Regions from separate parts of the Homo sapiens genome. Here region 2 is linked to region 1. A link is an interaction called in ENCODE POLR2A ChIA-PET data of the cell type or tissue named here. Cell type or tissue: OCI-LY7. All regions are shown on one strand. Each heading gives the region's core, and the rest is flanking DNA. Links, peaks and the distances in the headings are about the cores only.

Evidence for each region. Peaks named below come from ENCODE experiments on the same cell type or tissue, not always from the same donor. Only the 100,000 strongest peaks of a DNase experiment are listed, where the experiment ranks them.
Region 2: POLR2A ChIA-PET joins it to region 1 with 16 read pairs; 3 of 35 experiments call an interaction of 5 or more read pairs at or near these places.

Annotation. Positions count from the first base shown.
Region 1 is chr12:109,056,382-109,069,034 of GRCh38, reverse strand. It overlaps USP30 (ubiquitin specific peptidase 30), which reads right to left. Exons shown (of 13, transcript NM_032663.5): 2 at 12,244-12,353; 3 at 10,927-11,109; 4 at 1,408-1,511. It also overlaps the pseudogene RNA5SP372. Among named protein-coding and RNA genes, the nearest start is that of USP30-AS1, 8.7 kb to the right of the region's middle. In OCI-LY7, for the core only: no CTCF peak of the experiment used is centred there; DNase peaks (open chromatin) are centred at 6,164 and 6,804; H3K4me3 peaks cover 2,242 bases; H3K27ac peaks cover 7,711 bases.
Region 2 is chr12:108,962,198-108,974,850 of GRCh38, reverse strand. SVOP (SV2 related protein) reads left to right here. Exons shown (of 16, transcript NM_018711.5): 5 at 2,375-2,446. Among named protein-coding and RNA genes, the nearest start is that of SVOP, 53 kb to the left of the region's middle. In OCI-LY7, for the core only: CTCF peaks have their summits at 6,642 and 6,854; a DNase peak (open chromatin) is centred at 6,850.

The DNA of each region.
Region 1 (12,653 bases), core at 2,950-10,949:
ACATGGTTATTGTGATAATAAAATCAGGTAATTTGCACAAAGCAAGCCTTTGGCCCAATGCATCCTCTGAAGCTCTAGCTTTAGACAAAGAAAATGGGTTGACAATCAGGGAAAATCTGCTCCTGATTGACTGGATCGCTGATAATAAAGATGTGGGCAAGGCCCATGCTAGACGCTCTGGGTACCTTCAAAGAGAAAAAGGCCACCGGACAGACGTGTTCACCTCTTTTTCCTGCAGACTACAGCACGATGTGGGCTCAGTGACTGCTGTGGGCTGAAGATGTTGGAAATACTTCCAAGGAGTGACTGGGACCTAAGTGAGTCCTTGATGGAGAAGTCGGACCTTAAAAAAGTTATCTGATGTCCTTGGTGACTAAATCTCCAAGTTATTCTCTCAGTTTAGGGAAATGTAAAATGTAGATAAATAATTCCAGTTACCAGAGGAGGATTTTAAAAGTATTTTCTAAATAGAAAAACGTTGCAACATACAATTGGATTAACTGAGATACATTTTAAGAAAGTATAGATACCACCACCATGTCTAAAAAGTGACCTGTGGCTTCAGAATAAAGCAAAAACAAGAGAACACCTTTAAAAATAAGGGGTGCTAGAAAGCCTCCCCAGCTCCCTTTCCAAAAGTCTCTCGATGCCCCTCACGTCGGCCCCACAGTTTTGGGAGGTCCAAGATGCCGCCTCCCATTTCTCTGGATAGTGGCGGCAGACAACGCCTACACGAAGCTGGACAAGGCCATCTTGGAAGTGTGGCTGTGGAGGATGCACCTGTATGTCACTGGGGGCTAGATTTTTTCATCTCTAGAACTTCATTCTCTTGGCCTCTGCTTCAGACTTGCTGTTGGTAACAGCGGTCTGGCGGGGAGGAGGGTGGCCAAGTTCCAAAAAAGGCAGCAAAGCTGTAGTTGTGGAAAAGGGAGGTGGGAGTGACTGAATACGGCCTTGAAATTGCATATGACATCTGCTTGAGGTTTCGGGCTACTTTAAGCAAAGCTCCGAAGATTGATTTTTTAAAAAATGAGGGTGTGGTCCAGAAAAATCTTACCTAAACCTCTGGGCCTCCAAGGTAAAGTCACCTGCCTCTTTCTAAAGAACCCAGGTGTCCCTATCACTTATTGGAGTGCCAAGTCACTCAAGAACTAAAAAGATTTTGCTCTTTGGCAACTGTGTGTTTATGTCCCATCCTGCTAACCTTCCATCCACTGAGTGAAAAACAGCTGTATCTCCCCTCTGATCATGAGAGCAGGAACAAAGTTGGTACTCTGGTCCCAGAACACTAAAGTTGTCTAAAATGTCACAGAAATGTACACTGGGGCCAGGCAATTTTAAGGTCAGGCCCCAAGTCACTAGGGGAAAGGATTCTCCAAGCTAAACCTGTTCAAATGTTGTACTCACCTGTTCTTCAAATGATGAGATCTGCCATCTGTACATTCTTAAGACATCCAACAAGCAGCTTGCATCTAAGACCTCATCATCAGTAACTTCTTGGCAGGACAAGGCTGGAAACAAAAAAGGTAAGACAATTATTAAATTCATCAGCATAACAACTAACCAGAAAACTTGCACAGTATAACATATCAAAGTTAATTAAAAATTAAAGACCGCAGGCTGGGTGTGGTGGCTCATGCCTGTAATCCCAGAATTTTGGGAGGCCGAAGTGGGCAGATTACAAGGTCAGGAGATCCAGATCATCCTGGCTAACATGGTGAAACTCCGTCTCCACTAAAAATAAAAAAAAAAAATTAGCCGGGCGTGGTGGTGGGTGCCTGTAGTCCCAGGTACTCGGGAGGCTGAGGCAGGAGAATGGCATGAACCCGGGAGGCGGAGCTTGCAGTGAGCAGACATCGTGCCACTGCACTCCAGCCTGGGTGACAGAGTGACGCTCCATCTCAAAAAAAAAAAAAAAAAAAAAAAATTAAGGACTGTAGGATTAACCTTAGAATTAGGTATTTTTCATCATTCTTTGTAGCTTTACCCAATGCTTAGTACTCTATTAGGCATTTATGTTTACTGAATGAATGTAATTTTTCATGAGGCTGCAGCATTTAAATGAAGTAACCGATTCCTGTATCTTCAAACTATCATCATCAATATAAATTTGTTGCAAGGTTCTTATTGAGCAAAATGATTTTAACTCACAACTTTCAGGTTGGGAGGGCCCTTTAACATTCATCCAGTCCAACCCCATATTTGGTGCTACACTCCTCTCCACAGGGCTGTTTCCCAAGGCCTTTGCTTGTATTTGTTTGTATTTGAGTTTCTGATTTTCAAGGCAAAGCATCAAGCTATATGCAGCAGCCTAAAGGGTCTTTTGAGTAGTGTACTTTTCTTTTTTTTTGAAACAGAGTCGTGCTCTGTCGCCCAGGGTGGAGTGCAATGGCGTGATCTCAGCTCACTGCAACCTCCGCCTCCTGGGTTCAAGCGATTCTCCTGCCTCAGCCTCCCGAGTAGCTGGGATTACAAGGCATGCGCTACCATGCCCGACTAATTTTTGTATTTTTAGTAGAGATGGGGGTTCCCCCATGTTGGCCACGCTGGTCTCGAACTCCTAACCTCATGATCGCCCACCTCAACCTCTCAAAGTGCTGGGATTACAGGTGCAAGCCACTGCACCCACCCGAGTGGTTTACTTTTCAATCACAGGTAGAATCAGGCCTAATAAAAGTTTGATGGGCTTATTTATATTATAATTACTTCTAGACCAAGGATTGGCACTTTTTCTGTAAAAGTCCAGAAAATAAACATCTTAGGCTTGCTTTTTTTTTTTTTTTTTTTGAGACAGGGTCTCATTCTGTCAGGCTAGGGTGCAGTGGCATGATCTTGGCTCACTGCAGCCTTGACCTCCTGGGCCCAAGCAATCCTCCCATCTTGGCCTCCTGAGCAGCTGGGACTACAGGCACATGTCCTTGTGCTCAGCTAATTTTTGTATTTTTTGTAGTGACAGAGTTTCACCATGTTGCCCAGGCTGGTCTTGAATTTCTGGGGTGAAGTGATCTGCCCACCTTGGCCTCCCAACGTGCTGGGATTACAGGTGTGAGCCCCTGTGCCTGGCCACATCTTAGGCTTTGTGGACCACATGGTCTCTGTTGCAACTACTCAACTCTGCCACTGCAGCACAAAAGCAGCCATAGATGTAAAAAGAAAATAACATTTCAGGACCTTCTAAATGCATTATGCCAAGGGAAAAAGTGCTGGAAACAGTCATGTAACACAGCTGCTTTTCTTCTCTGGCGCATGGCCACTGCTTCCTGACCTTTGTGTTGAGATGTTACACGTTAACCAGACTCCCTGTTCTTCCCTCAAACCTAGGCTGAATGGACTGGAGATAGAGATCCTTGTGATTATTACCTCTTTACAACAGAATGGTAGGCAACCCCCTAAGAGTGTAATCCATAGTAGCCAATCAAATCTTACATCTGTATGTTAGCCATTGTATGGAAAATGTTATAATTCTGTTCAGTACCTCCGTTTTTGTCATATAAATGATCCCCACTTTTCCCCACACTGGGAGCACTGATCACCATTTCCTGGGATTTGTGTGTCCCCAGACAGCCGCCTTCACACTTTGTGCTTCAATAAACCCTTTTAGCTGGATCTCGAACTCTTTGATTATTTGAGGCTGACATAGGCAGTACCTAAACAAATGGACATGACTGTGTTCCAATAAAACTTTATTGACAAAAACAGGTGGTGGGCTGGATTTGGCCCATGAGCCATCAGGTGCAGACTCCTGATCTTGGCCACCCTCCTTCCCAGCATGTTACACTAGACCAGTACTGCTAGAGTGTGAGAGAAAAAAATACAGAAGCCTGCCTCTCAGTGCAGTTTCTGGAAGTTCAGTGACTCCCAAGATACAGTAGGCCAGCCTGTTTCTTCTTTCTGACTTGCCGTCAATGGGCTTGAAAGATTCCTTTAAAGCCCAGACTTCTGGGCTGCTCTGCCTATGAAGTAGCCATTCTTTTATTCCTTTACTTTCTTAATAAACTTGCTTTCACTTAAAAAAATAATAATAAAGTCCAGGCTTCTGCATCAGTGTGTATATACCCTGGGGCTAGCCCTTTCCCTCCCAGGACAAAGGGAGCAGGGTTGGGAAATGAACCACATCTTTCTCCCATACCCCTCGGGCAGCCCTTCTGTTAGCTCCCCCCACCAACTACCCCCCAAAGGAAAATTTTAATGCCTCCTTTAACCCAACTTTGTCTAAAATACTATGGGGCAATTTGGCAATATCTACTAACATTTTCATATTGTACAATCCAGCAATTTTACTTTCTCAATCCAGCAATTTTTTTCCTAGAGAAATGCATGCTTAGGTGCATAAAGGGATATGTATAAGGATGTTCACTGTAGCCTGCTTATCTTGACAAGGAGCTGGAAGCAAATGCCTGAATAAACTGGGGTGTCTTGACATTATGGAAACTATGCAGCTGTAAAAGTGAATGAGGCCAGGTGCAGTGGTCTACGCCTGTAATCCCAGCACTCTGGGAGGCCGAGGTGGTTAATCACTTCAGGTCAGGAGTTCAAGACCAGCCTGGCCAACATGGTGAACCATCAACTCTATTAAAAACAGCAACAGCAAACACCCAAAAATTAGCCGGGGGTGATGGGTGCACACCTGTTGTCCTAAATACTTGGGAAGCTGTGGCAGGAGGATCACTTGAACCCTGGAGGCAGAGATTGCAGTGAGCTGAGATTGCATCACTGCACTCCAGTCTGGGCAACAGAACAAGACTCTGTCCCAAAGAAGAAAATAAAAGTGACCAAGGTTTGCAAATCACATCTGATAAGGGATTAATACCCAGAATATATGAACTCAGAACTTCTAAAACTCAACAACAAAAAACCAAACAATGCTGAGCGTGGTGGCTCATGCCTGTAATCCCAGCACTTTGGGGGCCTGACACAGGCAGATCACAAGGTCAAGAGATCGAGACCATCCTGGCCAACATGGTGAAACCCTGTCTCTACTAAAAATACAAAAATTAGCTGGGTGTGGTGGCATGCACCTGTAGTCCCAGCTACTCAGGAGGCTGAGGCAGGAGAATCGCTTAGAACTCAGGAGGCGGAGGTCGCAGTGAGCTGAGATGGCGCCACTGCAATCCAGCCTGGCAACAGACTGACTTCTCAAAAAAAAAAAAAAAAAAGAAACCCAATTCAAAAATGGGCAAAGGACTTGAACAGACATTTCTCCCAAAAAGATAGACAAAATGGCCAATAAGCAAATGAAAAGATGCTCAATATAACTTATCATTAGGGAAATGCAAATTAAAGCAATTACCATACCATTAGGATGGCTACTATCAATAAAAACAGAAAATAATATCTGTTGGTGAGGAGAAACTGGAACTTTTATGTATTGCTGGTGGAATTATAAAATCGTGCACCATCTGTGGAAAACAGCACAGCAGCTCCTCAAAAAATTAAACAGAATTACCATTTGATCCAGCAATTCTACTTCTGAGTGTTTACAGAAAATAACTGAAAGCAGGGAATTTGGACACTAATGTTCACAGCAACATTATTCATGATAGCCAAAGAATGAAAATAAGCCAAATGTCCACTGACTGACAGAGGGACAAACAAAATGCTGCATATACATGCAACAGAATATTATTCAGCCTAGGCCTGGCGTGGTGGCTCACGCCTGTAATCCCAGAACTTTGGGAGGCTGAGGTGGGCAGATCACTTGAAGTCAGGAGTTCAAGATTAGCCTGGCCAATGTGGTAAAACCCCGTCTCTACTAAAAATACAAAAAATTAGCCAGGTGTGGTGGTGCACGCCTGTCATCCCAGCTACTCGGAAGGCTGAGGCAGGAGAATCACTTGAATCTGGAAGGCGGAAGTGGCAGTGAGCTAAGATCGCACCACTGCGCTCCAGCCTGGGTGACAGAATGAGACTTTGTCTTAAAAAAAAAAATAGAAAGAATATTATTCAGCCTTAAAAATGAATGAAATTCTGATACATGGTATAACATGGATGAACCCTGAAGACATTAAGTGAAATAAGCCAGTTACAAAAGGGTGAATATTATATGAGTCCGCTTAATGAGGTACATCTTATAAATATGAGGAAACTCATGACTTAATGAGGTCTGAGTCAAATTCAAAGAGAGAGAAAGTAGGGCAGTGGTTACCAAGGGCTAGGGGGAGGGGAGAGTGGGAGTTACTGTTTCATGGGTACAGTTTCAGTACGGGATGATGAAGAGTTCTAGAGAGGGATGGCCGTGACTGCTGCACAACAGTGTGGCTGTACTTAATCTACTCAACTATATGCTGAAAATGGTAAATTTTATGTTATGGATATTTTGCCACAATTTAAAAAGTAGGCAAAGGATATAAACTAGCAATTCACAGAAGACAAACTATAAGACCAATACACTCAAAAAAGAAAAAAAAGGCTGGGCGCGGTGGCTCAAGCCTGTAATCCCAGCACTTTGGGAGGCCAAGGCGGGCGGATCACGAGGTCAGGAGATTGAGACCATCCTGGCTAACACGGTGAAACCCCGTCTCTACTAAAAATACAAAAATATTAGCCAGGCATGGCGCCTATAATCCCAGCTACTCGGGGGGCTGAGGCAGGAGACTAGCTTGAACCCAGGAGGTGGAGCTTGCAGTGAGCCGAGATCATGCCACCGCACTCCAGCCTGGGCGACAGAGCGAGACTCCGTCTCAAAAAAAAAAAAAAAAAAAAAAAAGTGAAGGAGGTAGAGCTACATGTACTAAAATGGACGCTTCTCTAATGTATTATATTTGGCCATGTAAATCACCAACAGAACAAAACAATATACAGGCCAGGTGTGGTGGTTCATGCCTGTAATCCCAGCACTACGGGAGGCTGAGGCGGGTGGATCACCTGAGCCCAGGAGTTCAAGACCAGCCTAGGCAACAGTGTGAAACCCCATCTCTACTAAAAATACAAAAATTAGCCAGGTGTGGCAGCACGCACCTGTAGTCCCAGCTACTTGGGAAGCTGGGGTGGGAGGATAGCTTGAGCACAGGAGGCTGAGGTGCAGTGAGCCGAGACTGCACCACTGCACTTCAGCTTGGGTGAGACCCTGTCTCCAAAAAACAAAACAAAAACAAAACAGAAAACAAAAAAACCTACAATATATAATTTCTATGGATGCATAGAAATGTATTCAAATGCACAGAAAAGGGTCTGGAAGGATTCACCTATAGCTTCCTTTTGGGAAAGGTGGAGGGGAGCAGGGTTGAGTATTGATAAAGGGGACTTTGGCCTTCTCTGTAATGCTTTAATCTTTTACAAAGAGAACTGATTCATGCATTACTTGTATAATTAAAAAATTATTTATAGGCCAGGCATGGTGGCTCATGTCCGCAATCCCAGCACTCTGGGAGGCCAAGGCAGGCAGATTGCTTGAGCTTAGGAGTTCGAGACCAGCCTGGGCAACAAGTCAAAACCCTGTCTCTACTCAAAATACAAAAAATTAGCCAGGCCTGGTGGCATGTGCCTGTAGTCCCAGCTACCTGGGAAATGGAAATGGAGGATTGTTTTGGGCCTGGGAGGCAGATGCTGCAGTGAGCTGAGGTTGTGCCACTGCACTCCAGCCTGGGCGACAGACAGAAGAACCCTGTCTAAAAAAAAAAAAAAATTTTTTTTTTTTTTTTTAAACCAAAGTTAGAGACATTGGAAAGCAGAAGCAGAGAAATGAGCAGACATCCTGGGACAGCAGCCCAAGGATGGCTCTGGCTCCCAGCACTGGGTCCCATGTGAAGGATAAGGGCAGTGCTGAGGTCAGGGTTAGGATAACTCATGTGGACATTTCAGCTTTCACAAAATCTTTGGAGTGGTGTTTTTAACCCATTTCCCATTTGCCCCAAGAATACTCCTGTCTTTAATCCTAATGTAACATCATATACATTTCTGTTACATTAGGATTAGAGACAAGTTCTATTTAGAAATAACTCCCATGAACATGGCTGGGTGCAGTGGCTCACCTCTGTAATCCCAGCACTTTGGGAGACCAAGATGGGAGGATCACTTGAGGTCAGGAATTTGAGACCAGCCTGGTCAACATAGCAAGACCCCATCTCTATTTTTTTAAAAAAATTAAAAAGGCCAAGCATGGTAGCTCACGCCTGTAATCCCAACACTTTGGGAGGCCAAGGCAGGTGCACCACTTGAGGTCAGGAGTTCGAGAGCAGCCTGGTGAAACCCTGTCTCTACTAAAAATACAAAAACTAGCCAGGCGTGGTGGGGCATGCCTGTAATCCCAGCTACTCGGGAGGCTGAGGCAGGAGAATTGCTTGAACCTGGGAGGCAGAGGTTGCAGTGAGCCGAGATCCCGCCACTGCATTCCAGCCTGAGTGACAAGACGAGACTCATCTCAAAAAAAAAGGAAAGAACTCCAAGAACAGTTTTTCTATTTTCGCATTTAAAATCAGTCAGATTTGCTTCGGCCTCAAAGAGCATGTTTACGTAAAATTAGATGAACGCTGGCAGCGAGTTGCACATTTTTTTTTTCTAAACCAGGAATGGGCTAAAAAAACAGGATAGTAAAAGAAATTATTCCCAAGTCACCTCTTCCACAGAAAAGTACACTTGCTTCATAAAGATTTCTGTGTCAAGCAGAGCTCACATGGGAAAATACCTCAGTGAAGCACGATTTAGCTGAATGTTTTTTAAATCCAATTTTCTCCTTACAGTGAGAGCAATATATGCTTATTGTTAAAAGTTGAAGTATAGTTTTTTTCCAAAAATGATTTTAAAATTACCAATGACTGCACAATACCAAAATGGCCACTGCTAACATTTCAGCATTTTTCAGTCCAGTCTTTATCTGTGGAAGTTCCTACCTTGATGAAGTCAAATTATATTTTGTACGCTGCTCTTTAAATTTAATATTACAGCCTATGCCCTCACCCAAATTAAAAAAAAATTTCATAAAAGTGATTCTTAATGGCTGTATGCCATCGATTACTTTATCATTTTCCCATCTAAGTGCTAGCCAACCACTACCCGGCTTAGCTTCCGAGGTCTGATGAGATCAGGTAAGTTCAGGGTAGTATGGCCACAGGTGATTGCTTAATGATTCTGTTTGATATCTACATTCTTTCCTTTTGCCATTATAATTAGGTGTTGGAGATCTTTGTGCATACATTGCACTCTGTATAATACCCATGGAATGTCAGCAGATTTTATGAAGAAAAAAAACAGTTCTACAGTCAAAAAGTTGGTTTAAAAATGAAGTTGGGCTAGGTGCAGTGGCTCACGCCTGTAATCCCAGCACTTTGAGCTGAGGCAGGCAGATCAGTTGAGGTCAGGAGTTCGAGACATGTCTGGCTAACATGGCGAACACTGTCTCTACTAAAAATACAAACATTAGCCGGGCGTGGTGGCATGCAGCTGTAATCCCAGATACTAGGGAGGCTGAAGCAGAAGAATCGCTTGAACCCGGGAGGCGGAGGTTGCAGTGAGCTGAGATCGTGCTACTGCACTCCAGCCTGGGCAACAGAACAAGACTCTGTCTCAAAAATAAAATAAAATAAAAATAAAAATGAAGTTGGGGCCAGGCGTAGTGGCTCATGCCTGTAATTCCAGCACTTTGGGAGGCTGAGGCAGGCATACCACTTGAGGCCAGGAGTTTGAGACTAGCCTGGCCAACATAGTAAGACCCTGTCTCAACTAAAAATGCAAAAAATTAGCTGGGTGTGGTGGCACAGACCTGTCATCCCAGCTACTCAGGAGGCTGAGGCACAAGAATCACTTGAACCTGAGAGGTGAAGGTTGCAGTGAGCTGAGATTGTACCACTGCACTCCAGGCTGGGAAAAAAAGGTGAGACTCTGTCTCAAAAAACAAAAACAAAAAAAAGTTGGGTAGGTTATTTCTTAAAACCTTTACCAAGCCAGTGTATATTGTGACTCTCCAAGTTGGGGGCTACCATTCAGCCATTCCTAAACTTGTTTGCTTTTAGACTCCATTTTTCAGGCTAGTTAAGTCACAATCTACGTTTCTAACCATTTTCATAAGGCGGACTCCCAGACATGGAATTACTGGGTCAAACAGTACTGAGTATTTCGCAAGCTATTATTGTGTAGTTCCAAACTGCTTTCCAGAAAAGTGGCACTAAGTTACACCCCTCTCAGCGGTGTATGGATGTATTGTCCAACAGCTGGACAGGGCTGCAAATTTGTTTTTTAATCTTTGCTGACAGGCAAAAAACAGCATTTTTATTTTGTTTATACTTCTTTGATGATGGTCGAGTCGAACATTTGAGTTTGTTAGCAATTTGTATTACTTCTTTTGTGAATTACCTTATTTTCTAGGCTAACGGACATTTTTTTTTTACTTTAATGTTTTTGAAACCAGAATACTTCTTACGATGAAACTGTTTATGTGGCAGTGGATTTCTTTCCTTCCTTAAAAAGCTGTTATTAACTTGACAATTTAAAAAATAAATGGTTCCATCTTTGATTTTTTTTTTTTTTTGAGACGGAGTTTCGCTCTTGTTGCTCAGGCTGGACTGCAATGGTGCGATCTCAGCTCACCGCAACCTCCGCCTCCCGGGTTCAAGCGATTCTTCTGCCTCAGCCTCCTGAGTAGCTGGGATTACAGGCATGTGCCACCATGCCCAGATAATATTTTTTGTGTTTTTAGTAGAGATGGAGTTTCTCCATGTTGGTCAGGCTGGTTTCGAACTCCTGACCTCGTGATCCACCTGCCTTGGCCTCCTAAAGTACTGGGATTACAGGCATGAGCCACTGCACCCGGCCTCCATCTTTGATTTTTAAAAAATACTTGTTTGTATCTATTGGGCTCTTGGTGTTGTTTATTCATAATGATCTGTATGATCTTTTCCTACAATAAGGTATTAACTCTTTGTTATAAGAGTCTCTGTCATCTGGACTTCTTTGAAAAGGTACATAATTCCCTTGAAATTCCCATCTAGATACCTTTCAGAAGGTGCAAGAGTGTTAAGGATAAATACTGGTGTGAGGGGGGCTCCTTCTGATCCCTGGAGTACTGGGAGGTGAACTCTTCCAGCCACCTGATGAAAGCAGGACAGGCAGACAGGCCTTGTAGCAGGGAGTTCATGAAGCAGGTGTTCCCTAAATTAACAAGGCCAGGCACAAGCCCTAAAAAAAAAGCAGGGGGAAGAAGAGAACAGTATATCACATTTGATCAATTTCTCTCCCATGTGGGACCCAGAGTTCCTGCGCTGTGGCCTTAAATTTGGAATCCCGATCCAAGAAGATCCTTATCCACAGAGATCTGGGGCCAGGCCTTCTATCTGTGCCAAGGCTTGGTTCTAGTACTGCTCCGCAGACTGTAAGCACAGAAGGACAGGTCCCCTTTGTGTGTTATTTTTGAAACCTATCATGGTATCCAGCACAGCTTGGTTCTTCCTAAATGTACAAAAACACTTAGTAACCATCTCCTGTCTTTTTCTCTTCCTCATTCTCCCCTACATGCTCTCTTTCTTCTTTAATCAGAAAGCAATGTTTCTCAGAACAGAAGAAAACAATTGTTCTGTTGTTACTTCCCCAGGACAATGATTCTGTTCTTATCTTAACAATCACTGGGAAAGACACCACTATACCAATTCTGATCAGTCTTTCTGCAGAGATCAATGAAATCTAATATACTTCTCTCTTCTGCTAGCAATCTTTTAAAAAAACTTTTTATTATCAAAGTTCTCAAAGACACAAAAAAAGGAGGGAGAATGTAAAATAAACCTCAATTATAACTGTCCCCAGATTTAACAATGATCAAATTTCACCACATTCTTCTTTCTTTCTTTGCTGAATTTTAATCAATGTTACATAGAGCCACACTTTCAAAAGGGAGCATTAAAAAAAAAAAGAAAATAATTTTTTAGTAATGAAGGCACTAACTTGAAATTTTTACCAGTTACTAGCAAGCTAGTCTGAGAGAACACAAATGTATGATGTAATTGGTCAGTCTGTACCACTGAAAACTACAATTGCCGTACTAATGAGAACACTTCTTAGACAATTATGCCGCTTGACATTTTTCATTACAAAGCATGCCTCCAACTCCAGTCTGGAGAGGGGCTGAAATAGAAATCTTTTTACTACATGGTATAAAATAATGACTAACGGTAAAAGTACTGTTTGAAAACCTGAAATCCTAATTTTAAAGATACAGAGAACAAATATGACCAACCTCCCCACCTTCTTTGTACTGTTTTCAGATAACAGGGATCTGGGTCAAGTCTACAGACCATGATGCAGTGTTCTCATTCTTACCTTTTCTACGCTTCTTTCTTTCTGTAATGGGACCCCAAATAACATATATTCCTGCTGCAAGAGCAGCAGCAATTCCACCTATAACTCCCCAGTTCTTCATGACTTTATATCTAAAAAAGAAAACAAGTTTACTGTCTTCCCTCACACAAACACAAAAGGCAAATATACAGATATAGACAGAATAACATTTTGTCAAAATAACCCACCAAATACCTAATTGCAAGTTAAAGTAACATATAGTCATAGGATTACATCTTGAAAATCAGGATGTTTAGACATTAGGATTTAAAATCTAAGTCAGCTGGGCACGGTGGCTCATCCCTGTAATCCCAGCACTTTGGGAAGTCAAGGCAGGAGGATCCTTTGAACCCCAGAGTTTGAGATCAGCCTGGGCAACATGTGGAAACCCT
Region 2 (12,653 bases), core at 3,061-11,060, 94 kb after region 1:
TTTTAAAGTTACATGAACAAGCTCTTTAGAGGAATTTGGAAATTTTGCATTGCTTTTTTCTTGGAACTGGTATTTCCATTCATTTCTCCATATAATTTTACCTTAATGTATTTTTTTTTTGAAATAGGGTCTCTCTGTGTTGCCCAGGCTGGAGTATAGTGGCGTGATTTTGTCTCACTGCAACCTTCGCCTTCTAAGTTCAAGCCATCCTCCCACCCCAGCCTCCTGAGCAGCTGGGACCAAAGACACACGCCACCATGCCCAGCTAATTTTTTTACTTTTAGTAGAGACAGAGTTTCACCACGTTGCCCAGGCTGGCCTAATGTAATATTATTTTGCTTAAAAGGATCACATTCATTACCCTATTATAATTCTCTGTGACAGAATACATACATTCTAAATTATTAGTTTTAATTCTCTGAGATGAGAAGGCTCTAAGCACTAAAATTTTTCTCCTGCACTGACTTATCATTATAATTTTTAGTAGTACACAATAGACCACAACAACAACATATAATTTTGATAAATAATTGTTAATCATAAGCAAGGTTTTATTGGAAATGTATCCCTTAATGAGTGGTGTGGAATGTTTCCCAAATATTTTATGTATTCCTGAATGATTATTGCTAAAGTGAGACAGGGTTCAGCACCAGGTCTGTTCCTATTTGTCACTTTTCCTGAATGACTATATATATGAAAAGCTTTGTTCACATAAAAAAAAGTTTTGAGGAACTGAAGGAGTTTTGTTAGAACTCAATAAACTAATGCCACTTGATTTTTAAAAACGCTCTCCAAATTGCGTGTGCCAAAGAGCACACAGCTTTCATTTCTGAAAAATTATGTTCCATGACCTAACTTGCTGACAGCTTGATTAGACTGTTTTTCAATTCTGTTGAAAGTAATAATAAAGGTATTGGAAACCAGATGACTTGCAAAAGTCATCTGTAAGTGCATCATCAGTGCCCCTTCTGAGGCACCCTGAAGGGTTTACATTGAAAAGCAATGCCTTGGTCAGACTGGCCTAGAGAGGTGTGGCTGAGAAAGAGGGAGTCAGGCAGGAAATGGAGAAGAAGACTCCTAACTCGTTCTTGAGAAAGAATCTGTAGGGAAGTTGAAAACTTGGAAATGAATTCCCTTAAAATGATCCATTCGGGCCAGGTGTAGTGGCTCATGCCTGTAATCCCAGCACTGTGGGAGGCTGATGTGGAAGGATCCCTTGAAGCAAGGAGTTAGAGACCAACCTGGACAACGAAGTGAGATCCTGTCTCTACTAAATAAATAAATAAATAAAATTAGCTAGGCATGGTGGTGCACACCTGTAGTCTCCCCTACTCAGGAGGCTGAGGTGAGAGGATCACTTGAGCCCAGGAGGCTGAGGCTGCAGTGAACCATGACCATACCACTGCACTCCAGCCTGGGTGACAGAGCAAGATCCTGTCTAAACAAACAAACAAACAAATAAATAAATTATACATACATAAACTGTCTGCTTCTCCCTTGGAACGCTTCTGTGTACCATCCCCACTCCCTGCCCTCGGACATGCCACAAGAAATGCTTTTTGGGTCAGACCAAACTGAATCTGTGCCCTCCCCTCTCTGGCCCTCAGTTGCCTTATCTGTGAAATGGGGAGAATATAAGCACCCACCAAGTAGGGCTACTGTGAGGATGCAGTAAGATGTGTGCATAAAGGCTTCAGCATGGTGTCTGGCACTTGGAGAGGGAAGAGCATGGTGATGAGGTGCCAGTCAGCCTGCTTGGGCTTAAGACTTGCCTCTACTCTCTCCTTTCAGGGAGGCGGAGCAGGTTTCTAATCTATCTGAGCCTCAGCTCCCCATTCTGTCATATGAGTAGGATCATTCAAATCTCACCAGCTGTTACTCCAAGGATTAACAATGTAACAATGACTTGGCCTCCCACACAATGAGTGGTTTCTCTTACTAGTAGTTTACAGCTCCCATGCCAGCCTCCTGTATGCCAACCTCTACCTTGCAGCCCTTGGTATTTTCTCAGCAGCAGGGCAAGTGTTTCTTTGGGATGGTGTGAAACTTGTCAAAAGCTAGTTCTGGAGCCAGAATGCCTGATACCAGCGCAGGCTGCGCCACTTAACGCCTCTGTGACGCTGGTCCTGCAATTGCCTCTCTCTCTGAGTCTCAGTTCCCTCATCTGTAAAATGGGAATAATAATAGCACCCTCCCCATGGGATTGTTGGGAAGCTTGCGGGAAGCACTTAGTGTTTGCCCCTTGGCAGGCTCTCAGTGAATGTTAGATCATTGCTGTTACCTAGAGGGTGACGTCACCACTTCCGTTTGTTGTTCCCTTTCTGTGCAATGATCCACATCCTCTGTCTAATGACAACTGTCTTTCCCCCCACAGGTGGTCTTTGTAGGCATGATGTCCAGCTCCACGCTCTGGGGAAATATCTCAGACCAGTACGGCAGGAAAACAGTAAGGCAAACTTACTCTTCTAAACGCATGTCCTCTGGGTTGTCTTGGTGATGGTCTGGACAAGTAGCAAACCCGTTCTGCATTAGCAGTTGGGAGGCCTAATAAGGATGATGTTGAAGTACAGTGAGAAGACATTGCTGTAAGGCTGCTGTGGACTCTCTTCAAAGCACAGATTCCTAGTGGGGCCCACGCATATACATTTCAGAATCTAGACAATCAATGCCTATTCATATCCCCTGGACCAGAACCATTTCCTCATTACCCCTGGCTGGGGCAGTCAAGGGATACTAGATAAAGCCATTGATTCTCTTGCCCTAAAGAGAGCCATTTCTCAAATTTTGGGTTTTTTGTTTTTCTTTTTGTTTGAGACAGGGTCTTCCTGGAGTGCAGTGGCACAGTCTCAGCTCACAGTAGCCTCAACCTCCCAGGCTCAAGCAATCCTCCCACCTTAGCCCTCCAAGCAGCTGGGACTACAAGCATGCGCCAATACACCCAGCTCATTTTTGTATTTTTTGTAGAAATGGGATTTCACCATATTGCCCAGGCTGGTCTCAAATTCCTGGCCTCAAGCGATCCTCCTGCCTTGGCCTTCCCACAGCGCTGGGATTACAGACATGAGCCACTGCACCCAGAAAGCCATTTCTCAATCCCAGCAGGACTGAGCTCCAGTGTCTGCTGTGGGAGCCTGTTCATGAAGACACCCTGAATTACCTTCCTTCCCTTCCCTGTCTCACTTCTCCACTCCCCTACTGGAATCACTGCTCAAATAAACTATCTTTACTAGGATCCTTATCTTAGAGCCAGCTTTTGGGAGAGCTCAGACATGATATGAAATGGATTTGCAAACAAGAAGGAAGAGGGAACTTACAGCTCAGGGCCTTGAAATCAGGTGGACCCAGGTTCAGTGTCAATTTTGCCACTACTGGCTGTGTGATCTTGGGCAAGCAAACTGACATTTTTTTTTTTTTTTTTTTTTGAGACGGAGTCTTGCTCTGTCGCCCAGGCTGGAGTGCAATCGCACGATCTTGGCTCACTGCAACCTCGGCCTCCTGGGTTCAAGTGATTCTCCTGCCTCAGCCACCCAAGTAGCTGGGATTACAGGCACCTGCCACCAAGCCTGGCTAATTTTTGTATTTTTAGTACAGACAGGGTTTCACCATGTTGGCCAGGCTGGTCTCAAACTCCTGACCTCAAGTGATCCACCGGCCATGGCCTCCCAAAGTGCTGAGATTACAGGCATGAGCCACTGTGCTCAGCCAAATTGACCTCTTTGATTATCAATTTCCTAATACGTATAAAGAAGAAAATAACAGAACCTGTATTGGAGGGTTAATAGAGATGAATTAGGGTTAATTGAGGTGTAAATCACTGTTTCTTTTGTTTTTTTGAGACAAGGTCTTGCTCTGTTGCCCAGGCTGGAGTGCAAAGGTGCAATCATAGCTAACTGCAGCCTTGACCTTCTGGGCTCAAGCAATCCTCCCACCTGAGCCTCCCAAGTAGCTGGGACAAGACTTGTGCCACCATGCCCAGCTAATTGTTTTTTTATTTTTTGTAGACAGACAGGGTCTCACTATGTTGCCCAGGCTGGTCTCAAACTCCTGGCCTCAAGCAGTCCTCCCACCTCAGCCTCCCAAAGTGCTGGGATTACAGATGTGAGCCACTGTGTGAATCTCTTTGTACAATGCCAGGCACATGCTAGGCACAGGACACATGTAAACTGAAATTCCGAGTGTAGCATTTCTGACAAGACCCCATGCAATGTCAATGCTTGGGACCATACTTTGAAAACGATTGGCTTAGACTAAGAATAACCTACTACTGGAGCTGGGAATGGGCTACCTCAACAAACCTAGAATTCTGTTAGGAAGGAAGAAGTGAGATCTGGATGCTGGGTAGGTAACAGGCAATCTCCACTACAACTAGCAAATCATGGGCTGAAAATAAAATAGCGCGTTGTATAGCAGGCATGATGCAAAGTATGGTTCATGCGTTAGCTCATCCAATCCCCTTAATAACCATTGAAGTAGGTGCTATTATCACTCTAACTTGATAGAAGAGGAAACTGAGGCACGGAGAGTGGGCAACTTACCCAGGACCACATGGTTTGCTCATCACAGAATCAGGTCTTGCTCATTCTAAGTCTAGAGCTCTGTCTTCACTATGATGCCTGTGGCTTGAATCAGTAGGTGCTCCAGAAGCAGGTGATGGCTCAATGAATGAATGAACGTTCCAGCAATGCCATAGAGGATGCAGACTCCAGCTGCATCCCCTCTCACTGCTATTGCGCAGGAAACTTGGGCCAGCAGACACCTGGAAGATGGTGATCAATATAACTGCCAAGAAATGGTGATCAATATAATTGCCAAGAATGTAACTCCAGAGGCAGCAGGCTGGAAACTAAATGCAGCCATGATGGGCCTCGGGGTCTTGGCCGGTGATGGGGCTGGAGATGGCAGTTGGAAAGGCCTCTCTGGGGCTCCCAAAGGAAGTAAAAGCTGGTTATTACCCCCCTGTTAACCCAAGAAGGAATTACTCTGGTCTTCAGTGGCAGCTCCTTAGATTCTGCCCCCATCTGCTCTCCCACCCACTTCCTGTTTCTGGAGCATATGAGTGATGGCATGGTGATTTTCTGTTTGGAAGAATGAACAAGAGTTTAAGGACAGGAGAGAGGAAGGAAGGAAGGAAGGAAAAAAAAGGAGGAGGGAAGTAAAGAAGAAGGGAGGGAGGGAGAAGGGACAGAGGGAGGGAAGGAAGAAAAAAAGGAAGGAACTAAAGAGGGCATGAACGCGGTGGCTCATGCCTGTAATCCCAGCACTTTGGGAGGCCGAGGTGGGAGGATGACCTGAGGTCAGAAGTTCGAGACCAGCCTGACCAACATGGTGAAACCCCATCTCTACTGAAAATACAAAATTAGCCAGGCATGGTGGCGCATGCCTGTAAGCTACTCAGGAGCCGAGATCGTGCCATTGCACTCCAGCCTGGGCAACAAGAGTGAAAATTTGTCTCAGAAAAAAAAAAAAGAAAGAAAAGGAAAGGGGGAAAGAAGAAAGGAGAAAGAGAGCGAGGTAGGAAGGGAGGGGGGAGGAAGAAAGGAAGGAGGTAGGGAGAGAGAGTGAGGAAGGGGGAGAAGGAAGAAAAAAGGAAGAAAGGAGGGAGGGAAGGAGGAGGGAAGGAAGGAGAGAAGAAAAAACACCTCTGAAAATAAAACAGAGTCATTTTTGTTTTGATGGAGCTGAGCAGCCGTTAAAAGAACTGTAAAGCTGTGGCTGTCTGAGGCTGAATCCAATGTTAATCTTTAAGCCTTTAAAATAATCAAAGGAGGCCAGGAGTGGTGGCTCATGCCTGTAATCCCAGCACTTTGGGAGGACAGATCACCTGAGCTCAGGAGTTAGAGACCAGCCTAGGCAACATGGCGAAACCCCATCTCTACAAAAACTACAAAACTTAGCCAGGCCCAGTGGCATGCACCTGTAGTGCCAGGTACTCAGGAGGCTGAGGCAGGAGAATTGCTTGAACCCAGGATGGGGAGGCTGCAGTGAGCCGAGATCATGCCACTACACTCCAGCCTGGGCAACAGAGCGAGACTCTGTCTGGAAAAAAAAATTCATTTATTTGTTCCTGAGACAAACATGCACAAACACACACACACACACACACACAAAAGACAAACATGCACACACACACACACACACACTTCAGGAATCCATAATGAGGAAATTTGCTGAACCCCAAATTCTGCTATCCAATTGCTGAATCATAAGGCAGTGAGGAATATAACAGAAAATGAGTAAAAATACCTTAACTTTGGGCTTGAATCTGACACTGCATGGCTAAAGCAAGCCACTCCCCATCTAGGGCTGAAATTTCCTTATTTATATCAGAGGAGGCTGAATTAGAAAACACAGATATTCATAGCTACCATTCATTGAATCCCCAAAATGAAAGGGCAGGTGGGTTTTGTCTCTGTGTCTGTTCTAATCATTTATTAGAGGATGCCAGAAACATGGATTTGAGGAGTCAGAAGGCTCAGTGGGATAGTGCTGTGATTGACTAGTGTTGTCTGCCACAGGCACAAGACTGAAGAGTGTGGAGGGAATTTAGTAAACTCCGTGAGGAAAGGGGCTGCATTTGTTTTGTTCACTGAGTTGGCCCCAGAGCCTGACCTCCCTGGTTGAGAGTGCACACTCAATAAATACTTCTTGAGTGACTGAGCTGTGGTGGATGAGAACCAGACCTCCTTGTTTCCACTCTCTGCTACTTTCTTATCCTCTCTAGAGCAGCAACTGCCTTATCCTCTCCAGAGCAGCAACTGCCTGATGAGTGTTCTTTGTTGACCTGGAAAGTCCACAATGCACAATGGTCATTCATGTAGGATCCCAACTTCCCTTGGAAGAGTATATTTACTCTGCCACTAGGGGCAGTAATTCACTTGGCGTTCCCATATAGACATCTTCATGTTTGTGAAGGGCCTCAGAGGAGATTTTAAAGAGATTTACAGAGGGGTTTTCAGAAATGCCATTTACTGAATCTTGAAGGTTGTAACCATATTTTGGCACCTTCCAAAATAGTAGTTCTCAGTTCAGGGCTAGGGGCACTTGGCAATGTCTAGAGACATTTTTGATTGTCACACGTTGGGGGAGGGGTGTGCTACTGGCATCCAGTGCATAGGGGCCAAGGATTCTGCTTCATAGCCCACAGTGCATGGGACAGCCCCCACCACAAAGAATGACCCAGTCCAAGATGTTGGCGGTGCTGAGGTTGAGAAACCAGGCTCTAGAAAACATGTGCAAACAATATCGCCAAGTTGCAGTGATGTGGCATCCGCTCTTCATGTTCTTTCTTCATCTCCTGGGCCTGCTCAGCCCTCATTTCTTTCTTTCTTTCTTTTTTTCCTTTTTTTTTAATTGAGACAAAGTCGCGCTTTGTCACCCAGGCTGGAGTGCAGTGGTGAGATCTTGGCTCACTGCAAGCTCTGCCTCCCAGGTTCAAGCGATTCTCCTGCTTCAGCCTCCCAAGTAGCTGGGACTACAGGCACGTGCCACCAGGCCAGGCTAATTTTTATAATTTTAGTAGAGACGGGGTTTCACCGTGTTAGCCAGGATGGTCTCGATCTCCTGACCTCGTGATCTGCCCACATCGGCCTCCCAAAGTGCTGGGATTATAGGTGTGAGCCACCATGCCTGGCCTCAGCCCTCATTTCAATATTTACCTAAGAAGCTCATTTGGACAAGTGAAATAATGCAGTGTCATTGTGAAAAGCATGGGTTTTGAGGCCAGACTGCTTGGGTTCAAATCCCAGCTCCTCTAATTAAAGACAAGCTATTCAACTTCTCTGTGTCTCAGTTTTCTCATCTGTAGGTGGGATAATAATAGTCTCTCCCATGGTGCTGTTATGAGGAGTAAATGGCCCTTGTACATAAAACTCTTGGCACAGAGAAAATGACATAAATGTCTATTATTATACCACTGCCAAGCTTGTGGTGTCCGTAAATGGCAATGCCAGCATTGAAATACAGGCACACCTGGCTCCAGGGTCCACATCCTTAACCCTGACCTTGGCCGCTGGGAGACATAACTGAATTATCCCTCAGAATTTAGTTGATTAGTTGAACATTCATTCATCCCAAATAGATGAAGCCCAGGAAGGCTGCCCATATGGTGTCCCGCCAGTTCTTCCAAACAGCTTGATAAATTCCATACCCAACATGAAACCGGCCTGACCAGAGGGAAAGAGAAAGTGTCCCCAGATTGCAGAGCTTCCTCCTCCCCAGCATGGAATTCTGGCCCAACCTCAGGAAGGACAGATCAGACTCTAATTATAAAGCTTCCCCAAAATTCCCCCAGGAACACTGTGCAAGCCAGGCAGCTGGCAAGCCTTGGCAACCACCGAGAACCTCCTTGATCTGCCCTGGCCCAGCTATAAGATTCCTGCCGGGGCGTTCACCGCATGATATTGTGGGGCATTCACATACGGGGTTAGGACTCAGTGAGCCACTTTGGTTCCTACAGAAGTTTCTACCACCTGGGAGTTTGTGGCAGCCATGGAAACGTGAAGGAAACTGTAGGTGTGTGGTCTTGAAGACATGGAGATAAACGCATCCAGGTTTATATCACAGTGCACCCCTGTTGACTGAGGTGAGCTTGGGCAAGATGCTTCACCTCTCTGAGCTTCAGTTTCCCCATCTGCAAAATAGACTCCATAATAGGCACTTTAATGGGGGGATTAAATAAGAAAATGTAGCCAGGCATGATGGCATGTGACTGTGGTCCAGGCTACTTGGGGGCTGAAGTGAGAGGATCGCTTGAGCCCAGGAATTCAAGGATGCAGTGAGCTGTGACTGAGCCACTGCACTCCAGCCTGGGTGACAGAGCAAGATGTCATCTCTAAAGAAGGAAAGGAAAGGAAGGAAGGGAGGGAGGGAAGTGGGGGGAGGGAATGGAGGGAGGGAGGAAAGAAGGAAAGAAGGAAGGAAGGAAGGGAGAGAGGGAAAAAGTGTATAATACACTTAGAATATGGTATGGAGCGGTCACTATCTAGTTCAAAAGCTATTAGGTCTATCTTATCTTTAAGAAGGAAGTGAAGGTGCCTGGCAGGCGCTCGGACTCCCTCTGATGATCCTTGGGCCTCCTCGACCTGTAAATACTGTCCTTCGGTTGAACGTGTTAGAGAATACCACAGGCCACATTTGGCCCACGAGCACCAGGCTTTCTAGGCTACAAGTTGCAAACTGGTAACCCATAGGCCAAATATGGCCCCCGATGTGTTTTATTTATCCTGCACAATGTTTTATAGGATTTTGAATCAGTTGCCTCCATTTCAAAAATGACATCTTGCATAAAAATAAAGTTATGTGTTTTTTGGAAAATCAGGTAATCTGGAGGCCTGGAACCCACATTTTGTCATGGTATCTTTTGGCTAGAGTTGAACAGAGGCTGACACGACAGGGAAAGTTCCCTGTAATTCCACCAGGCCCCCATCCTTGCTGTGTTACATGTGCATTGTGCATTTATGTTTTCTGTCAGAGGTCACAGGGAGCCATCAAAGGCTCTAGAGGAAGGGAGTGGCTCATTCAAGGTTGGAAGTTCTGGCTCCAACTTTGGCACCACTTACGGATCTTCAGCAAATTGCTCAACTACTTGGGCCCTTGCTATGCTAATTTGTAAAGTAGACATGAAAATAACAACCTTTGTTCACAGGGCTGCTGTGAGGACCCAGTGTAATGTTGTGACAGTGGTTAATGAAATGCAAATGAAAGTTCCATGAAGTCAGAGACTCTGGCTGTCATGTTCCTTACGGTAGCCCAGGGCCTAGCAAACAGCAGGTGTTCAATATATGCATATTTTATGCATGAATGGATGAATAATATATATCAGTATCTTTAATGCTGGCTACACAGCATGTGTTCAACATGTGTTTATTGAATAAATGAATGAATGGGTGAAGAAAATATGTCAGTGTCTGGTATACAGCAGGTGCTCAATACATGCTTATTGAATGAGCAAATTAATGAATGCATAATGTCTATGCATCTACCCTGGAGCCTTATATAAAGGGGATGCTCAATAAATGTAAAAAGAAGGGAGAGAGGGAAGGAGGAAAGAAGGAAGGAAGGAGCTATCAATCTATAGAGGGCAGAACAGATATTAGACGGAATGACAGTCATAGTTAATGAAAAGCCCAAAGGCCCGTGAGACATGTCTGCGGAGTCCCAAACAAGCTATTGGGTGGGGCTTGCTGGCAGTACCCCCTGCTTTTGTAATATCCATGACAGGCCTTACACAGGGTTGCTGAGCCCTCATTTTGGGGCAGCTGGAAAGCCCTGGCATCAACAGACAAATGCAGAGCCAGCTGCAACCTGTTGTGATCAAACAGGACAGATAATACGGCTCCCAGCAGACCTTGAAGGAGGGTTAACTCCCATGCACTTGTCTCGGTGCCTTCTTTTCTCCCGCTGATGCCAATTAAGTCTTCTGTTTGATTCAAGACTCCTTGGATTCCAAGGAAGAAAGTCCCTATTAAGTTAGCTTAAGCCAAAAGAAAGGGATTAAATGTCTGTATGGCCAGTACCGATGTTACAGTCATGGATTTAGGAGTGCAAAAATGTTGCTTTATTATTATCATCACTTCCTAGACTTTAGTAAATCCTGTGCCACCTATTATCTTATGTACTTAATATCTTTCTTCTTTCTTTCTTTTTTTTGATTTAATTTTTGTAGACCAAGGGTCTCGCTATGTTGCCCAGATTGGTCTCAAACTCCCAGCCTCAAGTGATCCTTTTGCCTCGAGCTCTCAAAGTGCTGGGATTACAGGCATGAGCCACCTTGCCCGGACCTGAATAACTTTCTTTATATCAAATTGCTTTTTAAAAATCGATCACTTGTAACATGGGGCTAATAAAAAAATTGTAATATATTTTTGGAAAGTGAAACTATACAGTCTTAATTGGAAGATCAATAACAATTGCCTTAAGTAGGAAGTGACTGCAAAAATAAATGCAACACAAACAAAGCAATGTTATTAAATTCTTAGTGGTTGTGGTTGTCCCAGTGCCTTCTGTGTTAAATAGAGAGGAGAGTAGCTATTTTTTAAAATGTGTTGGCTGGGTGTGGTGGCTCATGCCTGTAATCCTAGCACTTTAGGAGGCTGAGGTGGGTGGATTGTTTGAGTCCAGGAGTTCGAGACCAGCCTGGGCAACATGGCGAAACCCTGGTCAACATGGCAAAACACTTACTCTACCAAAAGTACAAAAATTAGCTGGCCATGGTGGTGCAAACCTGTAATACCAGCTACTCAGAGGCTGAGGCAGGAGAATCGCTTGAACCCAGGAGGCGGAGGTTGCAGTGAGCTGAGATCGTGCCACTGCACTCCAGCCTGGGTGACTGAGCGAGACTCTATTTCAAAAAAAAAATAAATAAATACAAATAGATAAATAGGTGTTAAAGACAGACTGGCACCTCACGGACTCTTTGACATAATCATAAAAATGAAGACTGAAATGAAAAAAATAACTTTCTTGTGAGGTGATGCAAAATTATTTAAAATATTCTCTCTGCCACATAAAGTCATTTTCTAAAAGACTCGAAATCATTTGGTAGGCTTCCAAATTTCCTCACTCATCTCCTTTAATTCAGTTTAATATCTTAAAGCAAAAAATCAGTATGTTTCATACTTGCCCCCTGAAGTGTTCCCTGGGGGACAGGAAGGTGAACTCACCCTTGGAGCTCTGGGAAGGGTATTGCAGAAAGAGGCCTGACCAGACCTCACAGAGCAGGTTGAAAATGCACGTGAAATTTGCATTTTACCCTCTCATATTTGGCATTGATTGTGATATAAAAATAGTATTTGTTTACTCTTAATTTTTTTTCCAATCTCTAAGGGTAATTAACACTCCAGGAATATGTGCCATGTTTGTCTTTTTTGTTTTGTTTTGTTTTGTTTTGAGATAGAGTCTCACTCTGTCCCTCAGGCTGGAGTGCAGTGGCAAGTTCTTGGCTCACTGCAACCTCCACCTCCCAGGTTCAAGCAATTCTCCTGCCTCAGACTCCCAAGTAGCTGGGACTACAGGCACCCGCCACTCCACCTGGCTAATTTTTGCATTTTCAGTAGAGACAGGGCTTCACCATGTTGGCCAGGCTAGTCTTGAGCTCCTGGCCTCAAGTGATCCCCGGCCTCAGCCTCCCAAAATGCTGGGATTACAGATGTGAGCCACCGTGCTCGGCCCCATGTTTGTCTTGAAGCATTGTGTCCCTCTGTGGTTCTTGACCCTATTGAACACATGCCCTCTTTACTTTAAAAATGTGGAAAATGTGCCTCTGTAATCCCAGCTACTCAGGAGACTGAGGTAGGAGGATCCCTTGAACTCAGGAGTTCAAGATCAGCGTGGGCAACATAGCAACACTCCATTTCTTTAAAAAAGTGAACACTGAATAACGCCTTCTTAACTATCCAGAAAAAATTTCCAAAGATAAAATAACCTAGTCATTCACGTACTTTAAAAAAGAAATCAGCCAGGCGTGTTGGCTCACACCTGTAATCTCAGCACTTTGGGAGGCTGAGGTGGGTGGATCACTTGATCCCAGGAGTTTGAGAATAGCCTGGGCAACATGGTGAAACCCCATGTCTATAAAATATACAAAAATTAGCCAGGCATGGTGGCACACATCTGTGCTTCCAGTTACATGGGAGACTGAGGTGGGATGATCACTT